Linked DNA regions of Homo sapiens: region 1 is linked to region 2. A link is a contact called in ENCODE Hi-C or POLR2A ChIA-PET data. All regions are on one chromosome and are shown on one strand. Each heading gives the region's core, a stretch centred on a gene start or an enhancer-like site at or near the end of the contact. The rest is flanking DNA. Distances are from core to core; before and after follow the strand shown. Region 1 holds the start of PIGX (phosphatidylinositol glycan anchor biosynthesis class X). Region 2 holds the start of RUBCN (rubicon autophagy regulator).

The links. Hi-C counts contacts between places; a loop is a spot of excess contacts on that map. ChIA-PET counts read pairs that join two places held with the same protein, here RNA polymerase II (POLR2A). Pooled maps may share reads with other maps.
Region 1: a map with no recorded cell type shows a loop between it and region 2 (8-fold over the local background). The contact joins the promoter of PIGX here to the promoter of RUBCN in region 2. A Hi-C loop is called at or near these places in 1 of 37 single-sample maps with no recorded cell type and 5 of 50 pooled maps. POLR2A ChIA-PET finds 5 or more read pairs at or near these places in 1 of 52 experiments (Panc1).

Annotation. Positions count from the first base shown.
Region 1 is chr3:196,710,619-196,713,745 of GRCh38, reverse strand. PIGX (phosphatidylinositol glycan anchor biosynthesis class X) reads right to left here and starts at 1,369. Exons shown (of 6, transcript NM_017861.4): 1 at 1,102-1,369. The coding sequence starts at 1,213. CEP19 (centrosomal protein 19) reads left to right here and starts at 1,496. Exons shown (of 3, transcript NM_032898.5): 1 at 1,496-1,817. RefSeq lists silencers at 970-1,599, 1,434-1,746.
Region 2 is chr3:197,735,607-197,738,721 of GRCh38, reverse strand. It overlaps RUBCN (rubicon autophagy regulator), which reads left to right and starts at 1,818. Exons shown (of 20, transcript NM_014687.4): 1 at 1,818-2,067. The coding sequence starts at 2,003. RefSeq lists a silencer at 1,555-2,104 and an enhancer at 1,693-2,540.

The DNA.
Region 1 (3,127 bases), core at 120-2,619, 1.0 Mb after region 2:
CCTGCCTTAGCCCCCTGAGTAGCTGGGACTACAGGGGCACGCCATCACGCCCCGCTAATTTTGACCCCTTTTCAATTATAAAATGCTAACGTTGGAAGCCTCTACAGATTACCAAATCCAACTGTTTAAAAATTCTTCTGGCCGAGCATGGTAGTTCACACCTGTAATCCTGGCACTTTGGGAGGCTGAGGAGGGTGGACCACCTGAGGTCAGGAGTTCAAGACCAGCTTGACCAATACGGCGAAACCCCGTCTCTACTAAAAATACAAAAAATTAGCTGGGCATGGTGGCGGGCACCTGTAATAATCCCAGCTACTTGGGAGGCTGAAGCAGAAGAATTGCTTGAACTTGGGAAAGGCGGAGGTTGCAGTGAGCCGAGATCGCGCCATTGCACTCCAGCCTGGCAACAGAGTGAGACTCCATCTCAAAAAAAAAATCTTCTTGGCCTCATAATCCTTTGTTTAGATAAACTTGAAAACCCAATATGTAAACACACAAGCAGAACTGCACTGATTGACAGATACTAAACGGATCTAAATGATACCAAGGATGACAGAAACATCCTCATTTTACAGATGGAGAAACTTGTAGGGTTTGTGCTTTCCTCCCATCAAACCTTACCCTTTATTGTAATTATTCCCGCACTTGCCCGTCTCAGTAGTACAAGCAGTTTGCCAACTACTACTTGCACGAACAACTAGCAGTTTGCCACGGAGTCCTACATTCAGTTTGGGGATTCTCAGGCCTCACAGGGCGCTAAGGCCTTGCCTGGCCCCTTGGTGATCAGAAGCTTCGTGCAGCTCAAGAGCATCCCAAGACGCTTGACGGCTGACTTTCCTTCTCAGAACTTTAGTAACAGGGCGGCCAGTCCAGCCTGGGAACCGCAGGGCCCGAGCCCGACTCTCCCGGAGACCCGGGATCCGCCGCAGAGCAAAGCGCACGGGAGGGAAGGAGGGCACACGGCTCTAGTGTCTGACCTCCTCCGGCTCGCCCTACTGATCTAGGTCCCGCGCCGGGTCCCCACATCCCCGCAACCCGCCGAGAGGCCCGGGAGCCGGGACCGCTCCCACGCTCTGGCCCCCCAAGCCCCGCCCCCCTTACCGGCGTCAGAGCGCGCGGCGGTGAAGGCCGCGGCGGGCCCGCGCGTGAGCCCGGTCGCCGCCCCGAGGAGCAGCCAGGCGGCCGCCCGAACCGCCGCCACCCGAGCCGCCAGGACGCCGGAAGCCGGACGCCCGAGAGGGGCGCGCGGGGCCAGGTGCGGACGCAGGAAGGGGCCTGGCCGCCCGCAGCTCCTACCGCGCGCTGCCCCAGATTTATCGGCTGGGACCGAGTGCTGGGTGCGCGCGCCTAGCGCCCGCGGTTCCCAGCTGCCTGCAGCCCCGGCCCCCAAGGGTTCCCGCGCGGCGTGGGGCGGTCGTCCCCGCCCAGCTGTTCCTTGCTCCGCCCACCCGGGGGCGGGCGAGGAGCTGCGCACGCGCGGGGACGCGCGCCCGGCCTGTCGCTGTGGAAACCGCTAGGCCAGCGCTCGCCGGGACCTGGAATCCCTGTACGCCGAGGTGGGAGCCGGTGGACCGGTCCCCCAGCCGGCCCCCACCTCCGCTTCCCGGTGTTTGAGGGTTCGGGCCTCCCGCCGGGGAGTTCACCCCTCGGGCTCGTCAGTAGGGCTGTGGCTGTCGCCTCTTCCTGCAGCGCCAGGCTCCGCCCGGTCTCACAGTCGGCTTAGGGGCTTTGCGTGCACTGCGGTTGGGTGGAAAAACCCACTCCTGGTTGTTTAGACGTTGGCCTGCAGACGATGTCATTTCTGTATTCCTCTAAGGGTAAGAAAGCCAGCCTTGCACTAGTGGAGACGTGAGTAGGGAGAGAATCGTCTACTCTTTGGGGACATTCGTACCCTTAGGTGCTGTGGGGCTTCCTAACAAGATTGTGGGCAGTTACTGATCTCTGGGGAGAGGAGTATTCGTGTCCAGGAAGAATAATTGGATAAACGTGCCGTCCTTCTTCCTAAACAGAGTGGAATCTGTAAGCAGGCCAAGAGAGCATCCAGGCGGCTTGGAGTGGAATAGAGGGCTCTAGAGCGGGTGTCTCAAAGAGGAAACAGAGTGTATGTCAAAACATACTATCCAAAACTGAAAATAGCCGGGCAGGTGGCTCACGCCTATAGCCCCAGCACTTTGGGCGAATCACCTGAGGTCAGGAGTTCGAGACCAGCCTGGCCAAGATGGCGAAACCCCGTCTCTACTGAAAATACAAAGATTAGCTGGGCATGGTGGTAGGCACCTGTAATTCCAGCTACTCGGGAGGCTGAGGCACGAGAATCGCTTGAACCCAGGAGGCGGAGGTTGCAGCGAGGGGAGATCACGCCACTGCACTGCAGCCTAGGCGACAGAGGGAGACTCTGTTTCAAAAGAAAAAAAAAAACTGAAAATGGTAGTATAAGCATGTTTCTTAAGAAATGGAGAGAGAAATTTTGGAAGATATGCCTTTTAAAATTCAGTCTGGCTCCCTATGAAGAGGAGTAGGGCCAAGGACGATAGTTTGTTGTTATAAGCCTCATAGAATTATTTTATATTCCAAATACAAACATTACTTTAGCAAAAATTAAAGTTAAATTTTAAAAAGAGTCTAGTAAAAAAAAAACTACATTATTTGAGTACCAACTGCATACATCTTTGACGAGTACAGCCATTGCTTCAGTGTGTGGAGTTTATATGTGCCCCGTAGGTTGTAGTTTACTAACATCAAATTTTAGTTAGGTGAATTGGGAATAGTATTCGTTAAAAAAAAAAAAAAAGCAAGAAAAGAGAAGGAAAAGAAGGAGAAATGGTGTGAGCTCATTGCATCAGATTAGAGGTAGAGCACAGTAATTTTTTAAAGTAGTTTTTTTTTTTTTTTTTTTTTTTTTTAAGAATAGGCGTATCATGCTTTGGAGAGGCTGTTGTGCAGTGGCACCATCTCAACTCACTGCAGCCCCAAACTCCTGGGTTCAGGCGATTCTCCCACCTTGGCCTTTGGTGTGGCTGGGACTACAGGTGCATGCTGCCATGCCTGGCCAATTTTTAAATTTTTTGTAGAGACATGCATGGTCTCGCTGTGTTGCCCAGGCTGGTCTCAAACTCCTGGCCTCAAG
Region 2 (3,115 bases), core at 569-3,068:
TGGTCCCAGCTACTTGGGAAGCTGAGGTGAGAGGATCCGCTTGAGGAGGTTGAGGCTGCAGTGAACTGTGGCAGCGCTACTGCACCCCAGCCTGGGTGACAGAGCAAGACTGCGTCTCCAAAAGAGAAGAAAGTCACAGAAGGAAGAGAAATCCCAATGAGTAATATTGCCCCTTTCTTAAAGAAGTATAATCGTTTAGTAGGAAAATGAGAAAGTTTGAAAGAGAGTATTTTTTTAACCTAAATGAAATCATAAATGGCTTCAAGAGGCTCTTTCATTTCATTTTTAATTGCCAAAACACTTTTGTCAAGTTTGAAAATACCTAAAAGCCATATATTATTTTAATATAGAGTCATTAGTTTTTCACGGAGTTATTCTTGATCGCTCTTTCTCCCTCACTTGCCACAGTCAGTCCTTTATAGAGTAGTGCTGATTCTGTTGCCTTCACATTGCTGTAATCTGAGCCTCCTTGTTCTCTTCAACCGCTGCTGTAGTTTAAGCCTGGGTTTGCAAACTAGCAACTCAAGGGCCACCTTCAGCCTACAGACAAGCTGTGTTTGGCCTGTGCAAAGTTGAAAGTTTAAAAAATTTGTTGCCAACGTTTAAAAATTTGGAAGTAGTGCTTAAAAATGCAGATCCTAGCTTCTTTTAAAAAATCAAAATATCATAGCTAGGTGTGGTGGCTCGCACCTGTAGTCCCAGCTATTCAGGAGGCTGAGGAAGGAGGACTGCTTGAGCCCAGGAGTTCCAGGCTGCAGGGAGCTATGATTGCGCCACTGCACCCCAGCCTGGGCGACAGAGAGAGACCCCGTCTTTGAAAAAGAAAAAAGAGAAACCAGAGTATCTGGCAACCCTAGGCCCACGTTTCTTTCAACTGGTTCGCTTCACTTCTTAGCATTACTTGGTTATCCCCCATAAGGATGACCAGTCTCCTATCTAGCCTTCCACCGTTACCTCAATATAGTATTATATCTGCCCCATCTCCTGTCCACATTGTCAAAAGTGGCTTTCTCATCAGATTCGATCAAATCACTTCTTGATTTGCATATGCTTGATTTGCTGATTGTTTTCAGGATAAAATCCAAACTCCTTAAAATGGCATTTCATGATCTGGTTTCCCCACACCAGAATGCCCACACCATGCTGCTGCTCACTCCTTCCCAGCTCTGGCTACCCAGCACCTGCAGTTCCCAAGCCAGCACTTCCTTCCTTGTATCTGCCGTGTTGCTCTCTCCACCTTCTCTTCTTTCTCCTGGCTAACCCGTACTCAGCCTTGAAAACTCTGCGTTGACATCCATCTTCCGAGAGCCCCCAGAAGCCTTTCTCTCCTGCTCTTTTATGATCCCAAAGCAACCTGTGCTCTTGTTTGTGAGCGCTTCATTTAAATGCTCGAGGTCTCCAAACACCACCAGCGGACATTAAGCCAGGGCGGGCTGAGTGGGGTTAATCGTACCGGGATTAGATTAGCGTTATTGCCTAGTCTACATCTCGGACTGAGTTCGGTCCCCAGCGTGTAATGTCACGGGGGTGAATAAGGATACGCCCCGGCACGGATTCCTGAGACCAAGGTCCCCCGCCGCTTGCAAGCCGGCCCAGCCAACCACCGGGTGCGTAGTAATCCACGAGCGCGGCCTGGGATTGGAGGGCGCGGCCTGCGGGAGCGGCCTGGGATTGGAGGGCGCGGCTTGCGGGAGCGGCCTGCCGTTGGAGGGGCGCGGTCTGCGAGCGCGGCCTGGGATTGGAGGACGCGTCCTGCGGGAGCGGCCTAGCCTCGGAGTGCTCGCCGGGGGCTGTAGTCCCCGGAGCCGGAAGTGGGGGTGGCCGGGATAGAAGCCGCAGCCCAGGCGGCGGTCCCTCCCGCTGTCGCCGCCCGGGTGTAGCGCATCACCCGGAGCCCACCGGCCGCAGGTGCCTCCTCCGGCCCCAGGGGGCCCCGGGAGCCCTGAAGGGCGAAGCGGCAGGGACGCCTCTCTTGGGCGAAGAGGCGGCCTCACCGCCCCGGATGCGGCCGGAGGGCGCGGGAATGGAGCTCGGAGGCGGCGAGGAGCGCCTGCCTGAGGAGAGCAGGTGGGCTGGGAGCCGCCGCGGAGTCGGGGCAGCGACAGGCGCCGGAGCCCCGGGAGGCTTGGGAGGGCGCGGGGTCACGGAGAGAAGGGCCGGGCGCGACGAGTCTTGAGGACGACGGCTGCGGAGGACTTGTTTGGGAAGCATTTCGCAGAGGAAGGACGGGCGGGGCGGGGATGGGACGAAGGAACCGGCTTAGGGTGAGGAGGGTGGGTGGGATTTGCGGAGGGCAAGGGCAGCAGAGGAGGGTGAAGCTCAGATCCAAGACTGCTGGAGAGGAGGTGGCAGCTGAGAGACTGGGCGAAGAGGCCAGAGGGGTGCAGTGAGGTTTTACAGGCCAGAGTCTATAGACAGGGGCAGGGCACCACCCGGACTGAAACTTGCCGTGACAGCAAGTGGGGCCAACGCGAAGAGGATGTGAGAATTCCTGGGAGCAGAGGTGAAGCGTTATGAGTGGCCTCGGAAGAAGCTTAGGCAGAGATGAGCATGGGGATGAAGGCGAGGAGAGCCTGGGGAGAAAGTGAGCGAGTGTCATGGCAGTGCGGTGGGGCGGGGACTGCTAATGAGACCAGAAACTCTGCACTTTGTCATTGCCGAATCCCTGTCAGAGAGTGGCAGGACCTCTGTGCCATTTCCTTTTCGTCTTCAAACCTGTCCCTTTTTCCTCACAATGCAAACTAAGCAAGTTCACATTTATTTATATGGAACCATGTCAGAAAGCTCATATCTTCTAGAAATTGGGGGATTTAAAATATAAAAACTACTTTGGACCGGGTGCGGTGCCTCACACCTGTAATTCCAGCACCTTGGGGGAGGCTGAGGCGGGTCGCTTGAGTCCAGGAGTTTGAGACCAGCCTGGGTAACCTAGGGAGATCCCCGTCTCTACAAAAATACAAAAATTAGCTCGGCGTGGTGGTGCTCACCTGTGGTGCCAGCTACTCGGGAGGCTGAGGCGAGAGGATCACTTGAGTCCAATAAGTCGAGGCTGCATTGAGCCGAGATCGCACCACTACACTCCAGCCTGGGTGACAGAGGAAGACCCTGTCTTCAA